Linked DNA regions of Homo sapiens: region 2 is linked to region 1. Evidence: chromatin loops called from intact Hi-C (ENCODE). Cell type or tissue: ascending aorta. All regions are shown on one strand. Each heading gives the region's core, and the rest is flanking DNA. Links, peaks and the distances in the headings are about the cores only.

Region 1 (12,373 bases), core at 1,860-9,859:
GTGGTGGCTCATGCGTGTAATCCTAGCACTTTGGGAGGCCGAGGCGGGCGGATCACCTGAGGTCAGGAGTTCGAGACCAGCCTGATCAACATGGATAAACCCCATCTATACTAAAAATACAAAAATTAGCTGGACGTGGTGGCAGGTGCCTGTAATCCCAGATACTCGGGAGGCTGAGGCAGGAGAATCGCTTGAACCCAGGAGGCGGAGGTTGCAGTGAGCTGAGATTGTGCCACTGCACTCCAGCCTGGGTGACTCCATCTCAAAAGAAAAAAAAAAGTTGTATTTTAATTTAGTTCAAAATATTTTAAAATTTCTCTTGAGGATTCCTCTTTGACCTAAAAGTGTGTTATTAAATCTTCAAGTGTTCTTTTATTTTCCTTCGTTTTTTTTCTTTTTTCTTTTTCTTTCTTTTTTTTTCTTTTTTGAGACAGAGTCTTGTTCTGTTGCCCAGGGTGGAGTGCAGTGGCATGATCTCAGCTCACTGCAACCTCTGCCTCCCAGGTTCAAGAGATTCTCCTGCCTCAGCCTCCCGAGTAGCTGAGACTACAGGTGCATGCCACCATGCCTGACTAATTTTTGTATTTTTAGTAGAGACGGTGTTTCACCATGTTGGCCAGGCTGGTCTCAAACTCCTGACCTCAAGTGATCCACTCACCTCGGCCTCCCAAAGTGCTGGGATTACAGGCGTCAGCCACCGTGCCTGAACTTTCCTGTGTTTTTTCAAGTGTTTTTTATATTTTTATGTTTCTGTGTTTTTTTTTAATTTCTGTTTTAATTTCATTGTAGTTTGAGAATAAACATTGCATAATTTATTTTTTTTTACATTTTTTAATGTAAGTTTTATGGCCCAGAATGTGGTTTATCTTGGTGAATGCTCCATTTGAACCTGTAAAAAAATATGTAATCTACAATTGTTGGATAAATTAACCTATAGAGGTCAACTATATCCAGTTCATTGATGGTGCTGTTCAGTTCAACTAAGTCCTTATTGATTTTCTGCCTGTTGAATCTGTTTATTTATGATGGAGGGATGTTGGAGCCTCCAACTGTAATAGTGGATTCATCTATTTCCTTGCTGTTCTATCAGTTTTTGCCTCACATATTTTGATGCTCTGTTATTAGGTTCATACACATTAAGGACTGGTTTGTCTTCTTGGTGTATTCACCTTTTATCATTGTGTAGTACCCCTCTTTATCTTTGATAACTTTCCTTGCTCTGAAATCTGCTCTGTCTGAAATTAATATAGTTATTCCCACTTTTTTTTTTTTTTAGATGGAGTCTTGCTCTGTCGCCAGGCTGGAGTGCAGTGGCATGATCTTGACTCACCGCAACCTCCGCCTTCCGGGTTCAAGTGATTTTCCTGCCTCGGCCTCCCAAGTAGCTGGGACTACAGACGTCCAGCCACCATGCCCAGCTAATTTTTGTAATTTTAGTAGAGCAAGGTTTCACCATGTTGGCCTCCATCTCTTGACCGTGTGATCCACCCACCTCGGCCTCCCAAAGTGCTGGGATTACAGGTGTGAGCCACTGCATCTGGCCTATTCCCATTTTTTATGATTAATGCTAGCATAGCATATCTTTTTCCATCTCTTTACTTTTAATCTATATGTGTCTTTATATTCTAAATGGGTTTCTTGTGGACAACATATACAGGTGTTCCTCAACTTATGATGAGGTTATGTCTTGATAAACCCAGAATAGTTTATCGTAAGTCAAAAATGCATTTAATACATCCAACCTACAAAATCTCATAGCTTAGCCTACCTTAAAAATTAGCCTACAGTTGAGCAAAATAATCTAATACAAAGCCTATTTTATAATAATGTGTGGAATATCTCATGTAATTTATTGAAGACTGTACTGAAAGCAAAAGATAGAGTGGTTTATACAGGAATTTGAAGTACAGTTTCTACTGAGTGCATATCACTTTCACATCATCGTAAAGTCAAAAAATTGTAAGTTGAACCATCATAAATTGGGGACTATCTGTAGTTGTGTCTTGTTTTTTGATCCATAATGGTCTTTTTTTTTTTTTTTTTTTTTTTTGAGATGGTGTCTCACTCTGTTGTCCAGGCTTGGGTGCAATGGCATGATCTCGGCTCACTGCAACCTCTGCCTCCCGGGTTCAAGCGATTCTCCTGCCTCAGCCTCCCAAGTAGCTGGGATTACAGACATGCACCACCATGCCTGGGTAATTTTTTTGTATTTTAAGTAGAGATGGAGGTTTCACTATGTTGGCCAGGTTGGCCTTTAACTCCTGACCTCAGGTGATCTGCCTGCCTTGGCCTCCCGAAGTGCTGGGAACATAGGCGTGAGTCACCGCGCCCAGCTTAAACAGCTTATTTTAGTATTTCTTGCAAGGCTGAGCTATTAGCAACAAGTTCTCTCAATTTTTGTTTTTCTAAGACACTCTATTTCTCCTTCACTTTTGAAGGATAATTTCAGAGTACAGAATTTTAGGTTGGTGTTTCTTTTCTCAGCAGTTTTAATGTTTTATTCTACTCTTCTGGTTTGTATGGTTTCTTAGACGTCAGATGTAATTCTTATCTTTGCTTCTTTGTGGGTAAAATGTGTTTTTTCCTCTGGCATCTTTCAAGATTTTTCCTGTATATTTGATTTTCTAAAGTTTGAATATGATATTCCTAGGTATAGGGGTTTTCTTGGTTTTTGTTTTCTTTTTCTTTCTTTTTTTTGGGGGGGGGATGGGAGGGGCTTTTATCCTGCTAGGTGTTCTCTGAGATCCCTCAATCTGTGGTTTGGTGTCTGGCGTAAGTTTAGGAAAATTCTCAGTGATTATTGCTTCAAATATTGTGTCTATTCCTTTTTCTTTTTTCTTCTTCTGGTATTCCCATTACATGTATGTTGCATCACTTGTAGTAGCCCCACAGTTCTCAGATATTCTGTTCTGTGTTTGTTTGTTTGTTTGTTTGTTTGTTTTCCAGTCTTTTTTCTGTTTGCTTTTTAGTTTTGGAGGTTTCTACTCAGATATTCTCAATGTTACAGATTATTACCTCAGCCACGTCCAGTCTACTAATGAGCCCATCAAAGGTATTCTTCATTTCTGTTTTAGTGCTTTTGATATGTAGAAGTTCTTTTCAAGAGTTTGGGGTTTCACTCTTGTTGCCCAAGCTGGAGTGCAATGGAACAATCTCTTGGCTCACTGCAACCTCTGTCTCCCGGGTTCAAGCGATTCTCCTGCCTCAGCCTCCTGAGTAGCTAGGATTACAGGCATGTGCCACCACATCCAGCTAATTTTTTGTGTTTTTAGTGGAAATGGGGTTTCACCATGTTAGCCAGGCTGGTCTCGAACCCCTGACCTCAGGTGATCCACCTGCCTCAGCCTCCCAAAGTGCTGGAATTACAGGCATGAGCCACCTCGCCTGGCCTAGAAGTTTTTTTTATTCTTTCTTAGAATTTTCATCTTTCTGCTTACATTATCCATCTGTTCTTGTATGTTGTCTACTTTTTCCATTAGAGCCCTTAGCATATTCATCAGTGTTTTAACAATTCCCAGTCTGATAATTCTAAAATTCTGCCATATCAGATTCTGGTTCTGATATTCAGTCTCTTCAAACTGTGTTTTTGTTTTTTAGTATGTCTTGTAATTTTTTGTTGAAAGGTAAATATGATGCACTGGTTAAGAAGAACTGCAATAAATGGAACTTTACTAATGTGATGAGTTGTTGGGGGAGGGGAAGCTCTATATCCTTTGATTAGGTCTCAGTCTTGTGGTGAGCCTGTGCCCCAGACTGTGAACTTCAACAGTGCTTCTCAGGACCCCTCCCCCCTTAGGTGGGACAGGATGGCTGGAGCTAGCTGAAGCTGGGTATTTCCCCTGTCTCAGGTAGATTAGGCTCTGATGAAGCCCCAGAAGGTTGAACTCTAATAAAATCATTTATTTTGAGAGCAGGCCTGTTTAGAAAGAACAGAATTCTCTGGTGTATTTTAAAATGGTTTCTATTCTCCTCCACCTGCCAGAAGCACAAGGGGTTTTTTCTCTAAGATTCACACCTTGTAGAGACTCAGTAGATAAAACTCACAAAACCATGGGTCCCCCGCCCCCTCACAAAACTGTGAGTCCCCCACCCTGTTAAACTCCGGGGGACCCTGGAATCTCAGAGTTGTCCACACTGAGCCTCCAGCAATTCATCAATTACAGTTCAGATTTTCCCATCCTAGTACTGGTGCCAGCTAAGTTTTCTGCCCCTGTAAATTGTGATTCTCCGTATCTGCCTATCTATCTCCTCAGTTCTGGGGGCAGCTGCTTGCCCTGTGACCTCACTTTTCTGATATATCTATGAAGAGTTATTGATTTTTCATTCTGTTCAGCTTTTTACTTGCTGTTGGGACAGAGTGGTGACTTCTAAGATCCTAACATGTCAGACCTTAAAGCAGAAGTTCCTGCCTATATTTTGCTGAGAGGCATTGGAAAGTTACTTGGCAAAAAATTCTATTTTAAACAGTGAAGAATCAGAAACAATAATCCAATCAGCCCCAGGTCCTCCAGGGTATAAAAGAAGGACCAATGGGTGGAAACAGGTTGGAAATCAGCATTGGCTCACAGGAGAATGATCAAATGATAATGATTTTTTGTGGTTATACCAAACTCTGGATGGGACCTGAAGCTGGAGTTGGAGGATCTACAAAGCCTCAAGGGAAGGAAGACTTTTAATGCTTATTGTCTGCTGTCTCTTTCCTTCCTTCCTTCTTTCCTTTCTTCCTTCTCCTCCTCTTCCTCCTTCTTCTTTCTTCTTTTCTTTTCTTTCTTTTCCCAACATCTTATTCCTTAGAATCATACAAAATGAAACTCTACAGATGGGATCAAAGAAGGCTGAAGATGACAAAGAAAAAAGGGAGATAACAAAAGGAATAGAAGAGGAAATTTTAGGGAATTTGTTGTTAGAAGGTAGAAAAAGGTAATCAGAAATGATCCTATGGAAGATAGGATGCCTCACTTCTGATTAAGAAATTCAAGGTTTTATGGACAGAACTTTAACCCTTCTCCCCCAGTGTCCTGAGAGTGACATCCCCTCCACCCCAGGCAATGGCTCTTTCTGGGGCAGGAAATTCTCCAAACAAGTTTCCAAATTAAGGGTTTTGATTGAGCTCACTTCCCAGAATTTTGTTCTGGCCTCTTTTTCCGATTACAGAATATGAATCAGCTAATGATTCTGAAAAATAAAACTTCGGATACTTCTTTGTACTTGGAGAAAGAAAGAAATATACTGTGCAGTGCTCTTTTGATACATTCCAGAATAATCTTCATATTAACTCAATGGGGAAGCAATTGGATTTCCTCTGAAAGAGAGGAGAACATATCTCCCACATTGCAAAAAAAAAAAAAACCTGTCAATAAATTCCAGGAACAGGAGCTACTACAAATGTTCCCATTTTTTGAAGAGAATTTGTTCTGACCTCACTTCTAAGGGACTTGGTGTATGTGTCTTGAGCTTATTTTCCATTTGCTAATTAAAAGTACCTTGTCAGCAGTATTTATTACTATTATTATTGGTGAATGAATCATCCTCTTTTTCCACCAAATCTACTTTCCAGACTCACCCATTCTAAATGCTGGCTTACAACTCACTCATGGCTGCCAAAACAACCCACTCAGATGAGTCTCCTCAGCGTTTCTCTGCCAAATCCTTTTCCTCTCTAATCTGAGACTAAAAGTCTTATTTGAAAAATTGCCTGCTCTTAAAAAATTTTCTGGATTGACATATGTCTTACTCCCATAACAAAACATTTTTTGCATTCTTCCAAGACCAAGTCAGATCTCCTTAATAAGGCATGAAAAATATAGATTTGCCTTCAGCTTAGTGTCTTCCAGGGCAGACCTGTGAATTCTGAGTCTTGCTAATGAATGGATTGCCAGAGAAGTCTTAGAGACCCACATTCTCTCTGTATTTGTAAGATATCATAGCAGTGGAAATTCTAATCAATGCATTAAAAAAGGGCCGCTCTAACCCTGTACTTTATTTTTCAATTGAATTTCCAACTCTCAAAAAATCACAAAAATAGTACCAAGATGCTCGTACAGCCTTCACCAAGCTCCCCCAAAGTTAACAACTTATGTAACTAGTTAATCAGTTACCAAAATCAGAAAATTAACATTAATTGATTCATTACTATTACCTAAGTGATAAACTTTATTCCAATTTCACTAGTTGTCCTGCTAATCTCCCTTTTCTGGTCCCAGATCCCATTGAGTATCACGTGTTGCATTCAGTTGTTATGTCTCTTTAGACGCTTTAATTTAGGGCTATTACTCAATCCTTCATTTTTCATGACCTTGGCACTTCTAAAAGTCAGTTATTTCGGGCCAGTTATTTTGTAGACTATCTTTCAGTTTGAGATATCTCTTCTTAGAAAATGACCTCTCACACACCTCTGACCAGATTTCTGGAAGGGTATTGAGGTTCTACACTTGTGAGAAAATGTATGCTCAGGGGAAAAATAGTGAAATTATGCCAAATAAATACTTATTTCTTCTATAGTTTAGGAACATACTGAAAAATGAGGCCTCATGCCACTGATCTTTTGAGGCCTATATGAGTCTGAAATGTAGTTATCCTTTTCAAAGCAATCAAGTAGTGTGCAATCAATTACAAAAAAAAAAACCCAGAAAAATGAACTCAAATGGCTTAAGCCACAAAGAAGATTTATTGGCATACATAACTGAGAAATCTGGCGGTAAGTTGAACTTCAGGCAAATGTTGACCCAGGTCCCCCTAAGTCTTTCAACCTTAACTTTACCTGCCACAGTGTTGGCTTCACCTCAGGGATGGCTTTCTATATGGTCACAAGGTGGTTATCAATAAAACTGGGGTAACATGCCCTCTCATCCACATCCAGAACATCATAACCCAGTCACTAGGGCCCCCAGATGAAATGCAGTAATTGCCTTAAACCACCTGCTCTCCTGAGCCAAGAATAGAACCACTGTCACCCAAATCACATATGGGGTGCTGTTAGGAAGCGAAAAGGAGAAATGGATGCTATATTGATATGGTTTGGCTGTGTCCCCACGCAAATCTCATCTTGAATTCCCACATGTTGTGAGAGAGACCCAGTGAGAGGTAATTAAATCATGGGGGTGAGTCTTTCCCATGTTGCTCTCATGATAGTGAATAAGTCTCATGACATCTAATGGTTTTGTTTTTTTTTTTTATTTTTTGAGATGGAGTCTCGCTCTGTCACCCAGGCTGGAGTTCAGTGGTGCGATCTCGGCTCACTGCAAGCTCTGCCTCCTGGGTTCACATCATTCTCCTGCCTCAGCCTCCCGAGTAGCTGGGACTACAGGCACCCGCCACCACGCCCGGCTAATTTTTTGTATTTTTAGTAGAGATGGGCTTTCACCATGTTAGCCAGGATGGTCTCAATCTCCTGACCTTGTGATCTGCCCACCCCGGCCTCCCAAAGTGCTGGGATTACAGGTGTGAGCCACCGTGCCCGGCTGAGATCTAATGGTTTTAAAAAAGGGAGTTTCCCTGCACAAGCTCTCTCCTCTTGTCTGCTGCCATGTGAGATATGCCTTTCACCTTCCACCATGATTGTGAGGCCTCCCCAGCCATGTGGAACTATAAGTCCATTAAACCTTTCTCTTTTGTAAATTGCCCAGTCTCCGGTATGTCTTTATCAGCAGCATGAAAATGGACTAATACATATGTAGACAATTAACTATGTCCCCACAGGCTAGAATCCTTAGTGGTGGAATTGCAGAGAAGTGTATATATGGGGCAGGAGATTCTGTGCCCATGTGTTCCAATGGATGCTCAATGCTAAGATGGACTCAGCAGGAAGGTCAGAAAGAACACAGTCTGGAAGAAATTAGGCATGAAAACTGGGAGAAGGTGGTCTGTATTGCTTTAGTATAACACTGTCTTTGGTGGGCATTTAGACCTATGCACCCACAAGTGTGTTCTGTGCAACATGGAATAATGATAGGCCCCATTTGAAATATGGGTCCTCAAGCAGACAAGTTTGAGAAATGTTACCTCCCATCAAACATACCTGTGCCTCAGGCCACATCTCCTCAGCCCATAGTTTTACTCCAGCCATTGCTGTGGCAACTAGCCATGGACCTCATCTCAGCCATACTATGCTCCTCCTGTTTTCTGCCTCAGGGCTTCTTTGTCACTGCAGGCTGGGATGCCTTCAGGAGTCTGTTGAGTGCTTCTAATGCATGTACAATCCTGGACACGTGAAAGAGGTAACATCTAAGGGGAAAGCTTTGATAAATGTGGGATGGAGCCAATGAAAACAATTTCTCATCTGGGTGCAGTCGGTGGCTCATGCCTGTAACCCCAGCACTTTGGGGGCCAAGGCAGGCAAATCACCTGAGGTCAGGCATTTGAGACCAGCCTGACCAACATGGCGGAACCCCATCTCTACTAAAAATACAAAACATTAGCCAGGTGTGTGGTGGTGGGCACCTGTAATCCCAGCTACTCAGGAGGCTGAGGCAGGAGAATTGCTTGAACCTGGGAGGTGGAGGTTGCAGTGAGCAAAGACCGCACCACTGCACTCCAGCCTGGGCGACAAGAGCAAAATTCCATCTCGGAAAAAAAAAAAAAGAAAAAGAAAAGAAAGGAAGACAGAGAGAGAAAGACAGAAGGAAGGAAGGAGAAAGAAAGAAAGAAAGAAAGAAAGAAAGAAAGAAAGAAAGAAAGAAAGAAAGAAAGAAAGAAAGAAAGAAAGAGAAAGAAAGAAGGAAGGAAGGAAGGAAGGAAGGAAGGAAGGAAGGAAGGAAGGAAGGAAGGAAGGAAGGAAGGAAAGAAAGAAAGAGAAAGAAAGAAAGAAAGAAAAAAAGAGAAAGAGAAAGGAAGAAAGAGACAGAGAGAGAGAAAGGAAGGAAGGAAGGAAGGAAGGAAAAGAAAGAAAATTTCTCTCAGGTAGAAATTCTGAGGTGCCTTCTACACAGCTCCTCCATGGAGCACTATCCATGTAGAGCCCTACAGTGGTTATTGACTCAATAGCACACCCTTGGATTGGCTTATTTTTTCTTTCTCTTTTCTGCTGTTCCTGCTCCTCAGGATCACTTTAAAAACAAAACATCCGGGCACAGTGGCTCATGCCTGTAATTCCAGCACTTTGGGAGGCCGAGGTGGGCAGATCACCTGAGGTCAGGAGTTCAAGACCAGCCTGGTCCAACTTGGTGAAGCCCTGTCTCTACTAAAAATACAATAATTAGCTGGGCGTGGTGGCACACGCCTGTAATCCCAGCTACTAGGGAGGCTGAGGCAGGACAATTGCTTGAACCTGGGAGGTGGAGATTGCAGTGAGCCAAGATTGTGCCACTGGACTACAGCCTAGGCAACAGAATAAGACTCTGTCTTTAAATAAATAAATAAATATAGGGCCAGGCATGGTGGCTCACACCTGTAATCCCAGCACTTTGAGACATCAAGGCACATGGATCACTTGAGTCCAGGAATTTGAGACCAGCCTGGGCAACATGGTGAAACCCTGTCTCTACCAAAATACAAAAATTAGCCTGGTGTGGTGGTGCACGCCTATAGTCTTAGCTACTTGTGAGGCTGAGGTGGGAGGATCACTTGAGCCCAGGCGGCAGAGATTGCAGCAAAATGAGATCTTGCTACTGCACTCCAGCCTGGGTGACAGTCAGACCCTATCTCAAAAAAACAAAAACAAAAACCAGATCAGGCCATATCTGTAATCCCAGCACTTTAGGAGGCCAAAGTGGGAGAACTTGAGCACAGGAGTTTGAGACCAGCCTGGGCAACATAGTAAGACACTATCTAAAGAATTAAAGAATGAGCTGGGTGTGGTGGCATGTTCCTGCAGTCCCAGCTACTTGGGGGTGTGGGCTGAGGTGGGAGGATCTCTTGAGCCAGGGAGGTCGAGGCTGCAGTGAGCTGTGATTGTGCCACTGCACTGCAGCGTGGGTGGCAGAGCGAGACCCTGTCTCCAAACAAAACTACTTTCACACAAACCCTTATCTCGGGCTGTGCTTTCTAGAATAACCTAGATTAAGACTCCAGATGAAACAATTAGTTATTCTAGTGCAGACTTCTCTAAGTCCCTATTGTTTAATGGACAGCAGTGATACTCTAAAATTGTTTATAGTATATAGTATTCTCTAAATTTATTGACATTGCAATACTTTTTCTTTCATGAACATTTTGTGAGGCTAGTGTTCTGCAGACACATTTTGGGCAAGTTTGGCCTAGACTGAACACCCTGGGTCTCACATGATGTGATTGTAGCAGCTGTCTCCAAGAGTGACCCCTAATGAGCCATTCCTGGTAGCCATGGCTACCATTCCCCATTCTCACATTAAATCTAGGCTGGCCTGGGACTTGTGTCAGCCAATAGAATGAACATAAATAACACTGCAGGCCTGGCCTTTAAGACAACTGGCAATTCCCACTGTCTCCTTCTGGGAATACTACCTTTGGGAGCCTTGAGTTACCATTTAAGAAATCTGGCTACTCTGGGCCGGGCACGGTGGCTCACGCCTGTAATCCTAGCACTTTGGGAGGCTGAGGCAGTTGGATCACGAGGTTGGGAGTTTGAGACCAGCCTAACCAACTTGGAGAAACCCCATCTCTACTAAAAATACAAAATTAACCGGGCGTGGTGGCACATGCCAGTAATCCCAGCTACTCAGGAGGCTGAGGCAGGAGAATCACTTGAACTCAGGAGGTGGAGGTTGCGGTGAGCCAATATCGTGCCATTGCACTATAGCCTGGATAACAAGAGCGAAACTCCGTCTCAAAAAAAAAAAAGGAAAAGAAAGAAAGAAATCTGGCTCCTAGAGGAGAGGCCCTGAGACAACAGGGAAAGAGATGCAGCTGCTCAGCATCCCAGGCTGAATTTCCAGATGGCTCCAGTCTTAGCCACATCTCACTGTAAACCAAGCCAGACCAGAGGAACTGCCCAGCTAAGGCTACTCAACATACAGAAACATAAGTATAATAACAAGTTTATTGTTTTAAACCACTAAGTTTTGTGGTGGTTTGTAATAAATTGCAATAGATAACAGAAACAGTGGTAGAATAGAGCTTGGAACTGTCTGCTTTTGAGCTCTCAATATGGAGTCCTAAAACAGGGAATTGGGTACAAATGCTTCAGCCTTTGATTTTTTGCTTGGATGCTTTCCTGCTTCTCTTAGTGTCACCTATTAACCTATTTCGTGGGGTTTTCTTTCTATTAAAATTTTAGTACAAAATCATGAGTCTCCTTCTTAGCTACTGCCTAAGGGAGATGAAATCTGCTTTGAGATTCAGATCTTTCCACCTATTTTTCATGGTTTCTGGCCTCCCAGTGTTCCCTCCAAACTTCTGGTAGCAGTTCTTTGAGGAATCAACCATTTCTGCTTTTAGTGAATGTGCCCAGTCCACCCTGGCTCAATTGGGGAATTTTGGGCACACAGGCCTGGCCAATCAGAGCTTCCCTTTCCCGAGCCACAGTGATTAGAGATGGCAATGATCCAAGATAACCAAGCTATATCAGACTTCTGCTTTAACAACTGAAAAATAAACATTTTATCTTCCACTGGAATTGGGGTATGAATAGCTAAGCAACAAAACACATATAGTCTTCATATACATTGAGCTGACACAGCCCACACTGTAGATTAAAGCTAGACTTCTCTTAAAAGCCAGAGGTGTATATTCAGTGGTTTGCTTGACATCTCCATTTACATGTCAAATAGGTGCTACAACTTAGTATGTCCAAAAAGCAACTCTTGGTATTCACACATCCCAAATATGCTTTTCCAATAGTCTTTTCAATCCCGTAAATGGCTCCCCCATTGACCAGAACTATGGAGTTATCCTTGATTCTTCTCTTTATTTCACAGCCAATCCATCAGAAAACTGCTTCTGCTTTCCCCTCAAAGAACATCCAAATCCAATTATTTTTCATTGCCTCCACTATCCTGTTACAAACCTTCATTTTTTCTTGCATAGATTTTTCCATTAGCACATATCATTTATGTGTTTATTTATGCCCTCTCCTATCACTAGTATATAAGTTCTATGAATATTCCCAGGAATGTAAGAATGTAAATTCCGTGGATTTTGTTAATGCAGCTATGTGTTTAGTCACTGTTTTAAACACAATGCTTTGTTCACTGTACCTCTGGTGCCTATAACAATGATTAACACATATAAGATGTTCAATAAAGACTTGTTAATTAAATTAATAAAAATACACAGAAGACAGTGGTTAGATCATAGAGACAGACAAGGTACTAATGTCATAGTTTGAGCTCCTTGATCCAACTGAACCTGAAGACCTATGCTGGGCTTTATGATTGCATGAGCCAATAAGCTCTCATTTTTTATTAGGCCAGTTTTGAGTTGGATTTCTAGGAAAAACTTGCAACTGGAAGAACCCTGA
Region 2 (12,373 bases), core at 1,625-9,624, 63 kb before region 1:
TTCCATGTTTATCTCTGTACTGTTCAATTTTAATAAGAATCTTGCTAAATCAGTCTAACAAGATACTCCCACCCTTGATATCTGGTCACCCTCAATATTTAATCAGATTCCTCATTCTCCACCATCCCCCAAGTGACATCTGATCACTGTGGTCTGTCTCCAGCAAGAATTCTGTTAGGCCGATTTAGCTAGAATCTCCCCTTACCTGTGATGTTTCCTGTTAGTAATTTTCCATCCACTGACTCCTACCCAGTTTTTTAGCTATAAATTGTCACTTGTCCATGCTGTATTCAGAGTTGAACCCAATCTCTCTCCCTCACTGCAAAATCCCATAGCAGTTGACATGGTCTGGATGTTTTGTCTCCTTCAAATCTCGTACTGAAATGTGACCTCCAACGTTGGAGGTGGGCCTAGTAGGAGGTATCTGGGTCATGGGGGCGGATACTTCATAGAATGGCTTGGTGCTGTTCTCACAGTAATTAGTAAGTTTTCACTGTATGAGTCCATGTGAGATCTGGTTGTTTAAAAGAGCCTGCCACCTCTTCCCTCTCTTTCTTGCTCCCTCTCTCACCATGTGATATACCGACTCCTCCTTTGTCTCCTACCATTATTTTAAACTTCCTGAGGTCTCACCAGAAGCTGAGCTGATGCTGGTGTCATGCTTGTATAGCCTGCAGAGCCAAGAGCCAAATAAACCTCTTTTCTTTATAAATTATCCAGCCTCAGGTATTCCTTTATAGCAATGCGAAAGCAACTAATACAGCAGTGGTTCCTACAGCTATCACAATAGTTCCTCCCTTGAATAAAGTCTGCCTTACCACCTTTCACACGGGTCATAAATAATTTTTTCATTAACAGTAGCCATTAGGGAAATGCAAATTAAAACCACCAGATACCATTATATAACCACTAAAATGACTAAAATTTAAAAGATTGACAAAACTAAGTATTGGCAAAACTGCAGATCTGTGGAAATCTGAATGAATTATATATGTTGCTAGTGAGAACACAAATGGCAAATTGTTTAGCAGTTTTCTTTAAAGTTAACCATACACTCACCACAGACTCAGCAATTCTATTCCTAAGAATTTTATCTGTGAGAAATGAAAGCATATGTTCACATAAATTCACATAAAGTCTACATAAAGACATAATACATATATATATATATATATATATATATGTATTTCTTATACACCCAACAATATGGGTGAATCTCAAAAGCATTACGTGAGTTAAAGAAGCCAGTCACAAAAGATCACAAGTTCTATAATTCTATTTAGAATAAAATCTAGAAAAGACTGAACTATAGTGACAAAAAGCAGATAATGGTTGCCAGGGGCCACTGAGGGAGAGGATTCACTGTGGATAGGTATGAGGGAAATTTGAGAGTAATGGAAATGTTATACATCATGATTGTACTGGTGGTTACACAATTGTATATATTTGTCGAAACCCATCAAATTGTACACTTTACATTGATCAATTTTGTTGCATGTAAATTATACTCCAATAAAGCTGACAAAAAAGTAGTATACCTATTACTTGACATAAACTAATCAGCCTATATACTAACTTGCCCCTTATAAATAATAAAATCACTTTTGGAGGCTGAGACAGGAGGATCACTCAAGGTCGGCGGTTTGAGACCAGCCTGGGCACCACAGTAGGACCCCATCTCTCCAAAAATTTTTTTTTAAATAGCTGGGCATGGTGGTGCATGCCTGTAGTCCCAGCTGCTCGGGAGGGAGATCAGGGAGACTGCTTGAGCTCAGGAGCTCTAAGCTGCAGTAAGCTATGATTGCACCACTGCGCTCCAGCCTGGGCAACAGAGTGAGACCTTTCTCTAAAAAAAAATAATAATAAATTTAAATAATTTAAAATAATATACATAAACTTTTTAAGCGGTCATCTGATCTTCTGATGTAACTCATTTTGCGTAATTAATAATCATGTCCAGTAAGTAGCCAGTGCTCCTTTTAAAATCTGTCAGACTCTGTCACTCCTCTGTTCATAAACCTACAATGGTTTCCTAGCACACTTAGAATAAAATCCAAAGTCCTAATTTTCAACATTTACAAGGCCCTACATGATCTGACCCTTCCCTCCCTCTTCCAACTTACTCTCCGCATTCTTCTCTCTTACCACACTCCAGCCCACACTGCGATTCTGAGCACATCAAGAAAGCCCCTACCTCAGGGCTGTTGCATCTATTATTCATTCATTCCTTTGAGATGCTGAGTTTGGTGAGAGATTTCTAGTGAAAGAAGAGGGCCCATAAATATAGACTGCATGTGTGTGCGTGCGTGTGTGTGTGTGTGTGTGTAGATGCATTACATGTATGTATAAATACCTGAGGTCCCACAGTGATTAGTATTATAAAGAAGAATGAAGTGGAATATGAAGGGACAGTGGGTACTTTTCTCTCTGAACAAGAACTCCCTTCCCCAACATCTTCACATGGCTTTCTCCCCCATTTCATTCATGTCTCTGTTCAAAAGTCAGCTTTATCAGAGAGTGCTCCCCTTACTGACTCATCTAGAATAGCATTTCCCCAGCCATTCCCAACATTCTCTTATCTCTATTTTATTTTTCTTTATGGCACTTTCCGCTACCTGACAGTATACATAATTTTTGTTTGTCTACCCCTCCAAATAGAATGTAAGACCCTTAAATATAAGAATTTGTCTTTTTAGGCTGGACGCGGTGGCTCACACCTGTAATCCCAGCACTTTGGGAGGCTAAAGTGGGCAGATCACGAGGTCAGGAGATCGAGACCATCCTGACTAACACGGTGAAACCCCGTATCTACTAAAAATACAAAAAATTAGCTGGGCGTGGTAGTGGGCGCCTGTAGTCCCAGCTACTCGGGAGGCTAAGGCAGTAGAATGGCGTGAACCCAGGAGGCGGAGCTTGCAGTGAGCCGAGATCACGCCACTGCACTCCAGCCTGGGCGACTGAGCGAGACTCCGTCTCAAAAAAAAAAAAAAAAAAAGAATTTGTCTCTTTAGGTGCTATATCCCAATATGTAAGGCAATGCCTGGCACATGGCAGGTAGGTAATCAATAAGTATTTGCAGAATGAATGAACAGCAGTTAATTATAACTAGATATAAACAGAGTAATTATTGTGAGCTATAACCCCTTAAGCAAGCTGATACTTATTAATTCTTACAGGTTGCTCCTATAGAGAAATGTCAGGAAAATGTAGTGGAGTGCTAAGAATCTAATCTTTTCAAGATTAAAACAAGAGAAATTAAACAAACTTAGGCAACAGTATTTTCTGTTTCTAAAAAATGGAATTCTAAAACCAAAATATATTTTAAACTTATTCATAACTTTTCAAGGAGACATGGCTTTAAGAAGTGAGATGCCCTTTGACTAACCAACCCAGCAAAGAGAGGGCAGAAAGGCCAACAGGCAAGTCAGGAGCTACTCTCCCACCACGACATGGAAACCCTTTCCTATTAATGAAATTTTGGAACCCCAAGCCAAGGCAAAGATCTGCAAAGTATTACTCTTTCACTATAAACCACAACTTGTATTACCCATTTAATGTCCTTTGCTGAAGGCATAAAATAATATAAGAACTGTTTGCAAGGCTCCAGGGTATACTGCATCTCTGAGGATCTATTATGAGACCTCTATTAACAGCTCTTACAGATGCAAACAATTTAGTTTTCAAATATTGTACAAAAACTAGACTGGCACATTATAAAATCATTTTTATATAAAATGATTTATGTTTGTCCAATTTCCAATCTTCCTTTAACGAGAAGTCAGACATTAACAGGAAATTACTAATATGTTAGTACTCACACTCTGTCGCTCAAGTGCAAATTCAACAAACACATCATTAGATACATGAAATAAAGTAGAATATATAACTCTTGTTGAAAATTGAATGTCCTATCAAAATCATTTTAATTGAGTTTGTGACCAGCCCGGCCAACATGATGAAATGCCATTTCCACTAAAAATACAAAAATTAGCCAGGCGTGATGGCAGGTGCCTGTAATCTCAGCTACTCAGAAGGCTGAAGCAGGAGAATCACTTGAACCTTGAACCTGGGAGGCAAAGGCTTTAGTGAGCCAAGACTGTACCACTGCGTACTCCAGCTGGGCGACAGAGCAAGACTCTGTCTCAAAAAAAAAGAAAAATCATTTTAATTACTAACTTCATTGATAAGCAGATACCTTTAACCTTCTAAAGCTGAGAAAGGTGGGGAAAAAGCTTTCGAAATGAACTTTCTTGCATCTTTTTAAAAGAGTTACAAAAACAGGATATGTACTCCATGTCATTATACTCTTTTTCAAACTAACACTAGTAAAACTTGTACAATATGCCTATCTTAGCTAGCACTATTCTAAGAATTACTAATTTTCTGGTATCCCAACATCAGTTTTCATTTACAGGATGAATGGAAGCCAATGAAACTGTATTACTGACTGAAAAAATCATTTGGGGAATTTTTTTTTGTTTAGTTGCCAATTAAGCTCAAATTTTCAAGAATTGGATGGTTAAAAGATTTCCAATTTAGATTCCTCTGTGGTAGCACAGGTTAAGAGTCATTAATTCAACAAATATTTATTGGACACCATTGTACCAGGCAAATCTTTTCTGTAAAGGGCAAGATATATTAACTAGTTCAGGCCTCGTGGGCCACATAGACAATGCTACAACTACTGAGCTCTGCCACTGTAGCACAAAAGCAGCAATAGAAAATACACAAATGAATAAGCATGGCTGTGTTCCAATAAAACTTCATTTATGGATACTGAGATATGAATTTCATATACTTCTCTGGTGTCATGAAATATTATTCTTCTTTTGATTTTGTTTCAACCATTTAAAAAAGTGAAAATCATTCTTAGTTTGCAGGCCATTCAAAACCAGGCATCTGGCCAGATTTGGCTTTCTGGCCATAGTTGGCCAATCCTTGATCTAAACCACGGGGATATAGCAGTGAACGAAACAGAAAAACATTCTTACCTACATGGAGCCTCAATTCTAGCTAAGGGAGACAAACAATAAGAAATTAAATACATTAGATAACATGTCAGATAGCAGTAAACACGAGAGTGAAAAAATAAAACAGGTAAGCAATAGGAGTACTGGGGATGGTCAGAGGGCTTTTATTAAAAAGAAAACTATAGCAGTAGTTACAATTTATTTATCATTTTTTTGGACATAATTTCAGACTTATAGAAAAGTACGATAGTCTAGTATCTAGACTATATAAAGAGCTCCAAATTTCAATAACAACCCAAAAAATCAATTTGAAAATGGGCAAAAAACTTGAACAGACTCAAATAAACATTTCTACCAAAAAGATACACAAATGGCTACAGGAACATTAATATATCCAATATCATGATCATCAGCGAAATGAAAACCAAAACTACAAAGATTTTACTTCACATCCACAAGGACAGTTATGACGACAAAAACAGAAAATAGTAAGTGCTAACAAAGATGTAGAAAAAATTATAACCTTGCATATTGCTGCTGGAAATGCAAAAAGGGTTCATTCAGTTACCATGGAAAAAGGTTCAACAAAAAGTTAAACACAGGCCAAGCGCGGTGGCTCACACCTGTAATCCCAGCACTTTGGGAGGCCAAGGAGGGCAGATCACTCGAGGTCAGGAGTTCAAAATCAGCCTGGCCAACATGGTGAAACCCCATCTCTACTAAAAATATTTTTAAAAATTAGTCGGGCATGGCGGTGGGCGCCTATAATCCCAGCTACTGGGGAGGCTGAGGCAGGAGAATAGCTTGAACCTGGGAGGCGGAGGTTGCAGTGAGCTGAGACGGCGCCATTGCTCCAGCCTGGGCAACAAGCGCAAAACTCTGTCTCAAAAAAAAAAAAAAAAAAAAAAGTTAAACATAGAATTAATTACCATATGACCCAGCAATTTCACTTCTAGGTATATACCCAAAAGAACTGAAAAAAGTTACTCAAATACCTATACAAGAGTATTCATAGCAACACTATGCACAATAGCCAAAAGGTAGAAACAACCCATATGTCCATCAATGAATGAATGGATTTGGAATGAAACAAACTGTGATAGATACATGAATAATGTTGAATACTGCTCCTCCAAAAAATGAAGTACTGATACATGCTACACTGTGAACAAACTTTAAAAACATTATTCTAAGCGAAAAAAGCCAGACAGCAAAGGCCACATAAATGGCATGATTCTATCAATATAAAATATCCAGAAGAGGTAAATCCATGGACAGAAAGCAGATGGGTGGTCCACAAGGGGGAAAGGATAAAAGAATGAAGAGCAACTGCTTGATGAGTATGAGGTTTCCTTTGGGGAGATAAAAATGTTTGGAACTGAAAGTGGTAGTTGCACAACACTGTGAGCATTTTAATGCCATGGGATTATGCATTTTAAAATGCTTCATTTTGTATTCTAAGAATTTCACTTCAATTTAAAAAGGCAGACACAAAAGAATACATAATATATGATTCCATTTACATGAAGTTCTAGAACAGGCAAGACTAATATATGGCAATAGAGGTCAGGACCAGTGTTACCCTGAGGTGACTGAAGGGGGCACAAGGGGCCTTCTGGAGGGCAGAAATGTTCCGTTTGCTGATCTGGGTGCTAGTGACACAAGGCCGGCCATGTTCACTCTGAAAAAAATTCATGAAGCTGTCCCCTTAAAATAAATGTGTATAGTTTTCCATATGTATACTATACACACAAGAAAGCTTTGAAACTATAAAATTTTCAAAATAAGATTGCAAATTTTTTAAAAACTGTTACCATTGTGAATTAAAGGGTCCAAAGGATCTCTCAGTATTATTTCTTATGCCTGCATGTATCCACAATTAACTTACAAAGTTTTTTTTTTAAAGAGTCAAAGAATTAAAATTCCAGACTCTCATCCCCAAAGATTCTGGTCCAGGTCATGAGTTGAAAGCTAGGGAATCATCATTTTTTAAAATAAGCTACCTCCAACAATTCTAATCCAGCCCTCACCTTGAGAAACTCCAGTGTAAATGAACTCCGTCAGCTGCTTAACTTCATATTCTCCATGAACCACATCTGGAGGGGGCTTGTAAAGGCATCTATTGCAACAGCACAGAGGATATTGGGAGTAAAAAAGCTACAAATGATCCATGAGAGGCTACAAAAGCTAACCACTCTGGGGCTAGGATTCAACCCTGGAAAAAAAATTAGATGGACTGGAGAAAAGTTAATAAAATGGGAGACAGTCAATGGTAAATAGACATAGAAACCTTTCTGGGCAATCATCACAAAGACAGCCATAAATATTATCCACAAAACAGCAATTTTTCTTATGTTTTCCATTAAGATGTAATGCAATCAAGATAAATGATGTTGGAAGCTAAATATCCTTTAGGAAGTTATCAGGACAAAGTGTGAAAATCAGTGCAGTATGCTTGGACTTTCAGTACGTTCCTTCATCACAAACAGTAAAAACAATATTTCACTCCTGGGACTAAAAGTAAATAAACAATTTGGTTCAACCTTATTTGGGTCACCGAGGTTTTTGATCTGCTTTAGCTTCAGGTCAAAAATTTTAGAGTGATATACTTTGGTATTAGTTCAAATTGTTTCAATGAGGAATTTTTTTGAAAAGTCTAGTTTGATTTGAAGCTCATTTTCAAAATAAAAGTTAATATTTAAGTCCAATTCCTATTCTGAAAAATTAAATCAAAGCTCATTCCGGCTTTACTATTAGTTTGGTAGAAATCCCTATTACAACAATTCGCAGCCTCTAGACCATTAAATTAATGACCATTAAACCATACATTCATTTCCCTGGCCCTTGCAACAAGACAAAAGCTAATAATCTCTGTCCAAGACTTATTTCCAGCTATACCTTAAAATGATATACAGTGCTACAAAAGCTCCTACACTCAAAAGAACCAGCTGTCACTTAGCTCTGGGAGATTGTAGCCCTGGGAGAATGCATGCTCCATGTGGCCAGATCTCATTTTTGCCAAGATAATTTAGAAGTCCAGATGCTTATATTAGTCTCCTCATTTTTACATGTTGACAACAAATTCCAGTTTTTAAAAGCTAGTCTATGGGCCAATCAACACGCATCTGTGAAATGTCTCTTTTGCAATCTCTGGCCTACATCACTTTGTAAGATTAAGAAGGTCTCAAGCTTCTTCAGATGCAAAATCTAAGCTTGCGTAAATCTTCAGTTTTCCATACAATACAGGTTTCAGGCAAAATAGCTCTTTGACACAAATGACAGTCCTAACAACAAATTTTATTATCATGCTTAAATATTTAAAATATTGAATTACCTCTTGCTACTTAAAGAAACAATACAGAAGTAACCTGTACTGCAGTCTACCAAGTGTCAACTCACCTTTACTAAAAAGAGCCAGATTAGTGGTCAGAAATGCTGCATATCTTCTGATTATAACAAATAAAATTTGTAATACCTTTTTCCTTCTCCAAAACGAGTCAGATGAGCTTTCTACTCAGAGTCCACAGGAAGTCATGGTATTTTTCTCAAATACCAGAAAACTAATAAAATATCATGGTATTTTTCTCAAATATCATTAGTATAGACAACTTCATCTACAACTTTACCCAGTGGTAAACTGCCTATCAAGACAAAACATGATAACCTTTTTAGAACTAGTAATTTGTAGCAAACACACACACACACACACACACACACACACACACACATTCCCCATACACAGAAGCGCATGGGAGGTGGGGCTATAATGTTCAGGTAACATGCAAAAATGGCAAAGATATAATCAGGTAAAATAATTATAGGATAATGAGAATCTATCTATAAATCAGATAACCAGCCCCCACATAGGGAAAAGTTGACTCTTCCATTCCCACTATGAACATTAACGACTTCAAGATCAAGAAAGTAGGCACATGACATAAAATAAGTATTAAATTTTGAAGAAATCCTGGCATTCAGATGGACAGGGTTTACGGAAGAAAAATTCTCTGGTAAACACAGAAACAGTAACAAGATAACCAACTCAGATATCTGTTCAAGTACCCTGCCCAAGAAATTAAAATTACTACATCCAGGACTTGCCCCTCCATCTTCTCTCCCAGCACGCCCATTCACCATTTCTCTGCACTTATTTTAGGATATAGAGGATGGGTTTGAAGGATGTAAATCTATCAATTATACTGCACTTTGTTCAGTTCTGGAAAAAATGCTCAATGAAAAGAAGGTAAAACTATGGCAAAACTTTTTTTATTAGTAATAAATTTAACTGTGTTAACCTTGTTTTCCATGACAAAATAATTACAGAATATGGACAATAATAGAGATCTGCAACATAGAAGCCACAAGAGGATTAATAATTCCTTCTAAGTTTTGGTATAGTATTGATCTAAAAAGCAGAATTTTCATAACTGCAGCTAATTGGAAGTCACATTATTTATTATCATGGGACTACAGAAAGCAAGGTCAGAAAGAAGCTAGACTTATCATCCAATTTAATATCCAGTTTGCAAGTAGTTGCTAACTACAGCTTAAAATATTTCCAGGGAAGTTATATATCCATGTGAATATGAACGTGTTGTGCCGAAAACACAGAAAACATGCAGTTCCCATATAGCAGAGGGTGATCTGCCATTATAAACACTCTTAAGTCAATGCTTGTATAGGAAAATTAGCAGATATTTGCAAATTCATTTTCGGGTCACTGAAAATTAAAGCCAGAAAGCCTATTTTCATCCATGTATTGAAAAAAAGGCACATGAGATTATTTCTGTAGTGATGCTGCCTGTTCTTAGACTTATTCTTAGTCACATATGAACATTTTCACCCAAATACTGGCCAATTATAAACAATTAAGACATGCATTACTGAGCTATATATTATTATGTTTGAGGCTGTAGCCAATTGGCTACAGCCAATTAATATTACATTTATAAAGAGTAAAAAGTTCAAGAATTAATGAACTTTAACCAATAAGTTTCAGCAGAGTTAGCCACAAAACACTTTTATTAGGCCCAAATGAAGTATCTTTCATTCATTAATACAGAACCTCAGGGCATACTTGCAAATCAGAGGTTCAATTATCTTAAAAAAAAGTTCCTAAGGAAACAAAAAACTTTCCATTTTTGTTCTGTAAACTGCTCCTAAACAACAAGGTATTCTTTCTTTTTTGGCATTCTCTTTTCTCCCTATCTCAGGACATATTTACAGATGCACTGGCTGCTTTACAGACATGCTAAAAGTTCTTGCTGCAGTTGATCAAAGTTGGAATGTCTGAGGAAATTACTCAACTTAGACAGCCTGGAATTATATCTAGCCAAATAGAGCACTCTACTTTCAACATGTGTTAAAGTAATATTTTAGCTATCCTGGATGTAAGTTGAGAGAACATTTGTTTGCATCACATTCTGTGAACACTTGAGTCAAACATAGTATGTTGAATACCAGGTTTTAGTATCTGTGACAGTTCATTTTTTTAACTATTCAATTTACAAAAGACAACATACTTCATTTAAAAAAAAAAACCCTCACACAACAACATACGTAGTAGAAACTAAGGCTTTTTATGATCTTCTTTAAGTGCCCAAGCTTTTCTGGAAATGTCAGAAAAAATTGAACCAATGTTAATATTTGTTCATTAGAGCATTTGTTAATCTGACATAAAATATTCTGTCCAAAAATGGAAACTTTACTTTTTCTTGCACTGCCCACTATGAGCTCAAGATATTTTTATTATTTAAAATATTTTCACAAAAAGGCACTGCACATCTGCACTCACCTCCTTTCTATTACTAATCTGCCTAATTTACAAGGGCACATACAACATAATTAAGCAGAAAAATGACATCACAACAGTTTTCACATTTTTTAATTGAAAGCCACATAATTACAGTACAGTTACTTGTCAAAAACATAACACAAATCTCTAAAATAGAATATTGGCTTCAATAAACTTTCACATTTGAAATAGTTTTAAACTTTGTTTTAGTTGGATTCTTTATGATGTCCAGGAAGAGGTTAGTTAGCACACACAGTACCTGAAATTGTCCTTTCCACATGAGCTAAAACAGAAAAGACAAATGTAGCTGTTTCTCCAGTACTACCAAATTTGGCAGCCACTTATACTTCCCTTCAACCTAAATAATTATACCTTTTAACCATATTGACAATAATATGGAAACATCACTCAAGAAGAACCTAACAGACCATGGAATTATAATAATTTAAACCATCCTTTTATCAAATGACATGGTCAGAACTGGAGAGGAAAGAGGGATACTAGTAACTTTTAAGTCCTCTACTAAGCTTTTTTTAATAAAAAGACTTCCAACCCACTAGAAAACGTTGCTTACATTTGCACATACTCCAGAAAAGGGAAACATAAATAAATTCCCCACTCTGAATGTGTTATAGTGTTGATGTCCTGTGTTACAGTACATGTGTGTCATGAACTGTCAGGAAATGTGTACACCATGCAGGAGGCTGGACCCTGAGTGAGAATGACTGCCAGTAAAAACTACCTGGCAATGGGAATGGCCAAAGAACTTCTGTCAAATGTCTAAGATTCAGCTTTAAGCTGATTTCTATAGTGAGGTACAATCCTTCATTATTCTAACACTTAGGTAATGAACACATGAAAGAAAGAGAGAGAGGAGAGCAAGATTTAGAATCTTGATGAGAATCTGGTTTTTTTTTTTTTTTTTTTTGAGACACAGTCTTGCTCTGTCACCCAGGCTGGAGTGCAGTGGCACAATCTCAGCTCACTGCAAGCTCCACCTCCTGGGTTCATGCCATTCTCATGCCTCAGCCTCCCGAGTAGCTGGGACTACAGGCACCCGGACTACACCCAGCTAATTTTTTGTATTTTTAGTAGAGACGGGGTTTCACCGTGTTAGCCAGGATGGTCTTGATCTCCTGACCTCGTGATCCGCCCGTCTCGGCCTCCCAAAGTGCTGGGATTACAGGTGTGAGCAACTGTGCCAGGCCGAGAATCTTAAAAATTATGTAACTTAAGTTTCTTCCTCATTCTTTTCCAGATTCTGAATAAAGGGGCGGGTTTGAGAGATGGAAAAAAAACTTAAAATCAAAAGGTAGTCTTTGAAATTAAACACCATCATACCAGCCTGTGATTTTCCAAACATAGAAAAATCTTATTAGCCTACATCCTTCATTACCAAGAGCAAAACAGACAAAAACAGTAGATGTTAAGGTATAAACCTGATGCCGCAAATGACACAGATCCAAACAAACACAAATACACATACACACACACACACACAATCATTCAAAAATCACAACACTATAAATCCTAGGACCAATGAATCTAATTAAATCCCTTTTGTGTAATATTCCTATTAATATAGGACTAGAAGACATTTTACACTCAA

The links. A loop is a pair of places that touch in the nucleus more often than their neighbours do. Peaks named below come from ENCODE experiments on the same cell type or tissue, not always from the same donor. Only the 100,000 strongest peaks of a DNase experiment are listed, where the experiment ranks them.
Region 2: it touches region 1 in a loop (1.9-fold over the local background); 6 of 110 quality-filtered maps call a loop at or near these places.

Annotation. Positions count from the first base shown.
Region 1 is chr20:13,666,594-13,678,966 of GRCh38, forward strand. No RefSeq gene overlaps it. Among named protein-coding and RNA genes, the nearest start is that of TASP1, 34 kb to the left of the region's middle. In ascending aorta, for the core only: no CTCF peak of the experiment used is centred there; DNase peaks (open chromatin) are centred at 2,309 and 5,598; H3K27ac peaks cover 5,371 bases.
Region 2 is chr20:13,603,831-13,616,203 of GRCh38, forward strand. All of the region lies in intron 4 of TASP1 (taspase 1), which reads right to left. Among named protein-coding and RNA genes, the nearest start is that of TASP1, 29 kb to the right of the region's middle. In ascending aorta, for the core only: a CTCF peak has its summit at 6,570 (motif pointing right); no DNase peak of the experiment used is centred there.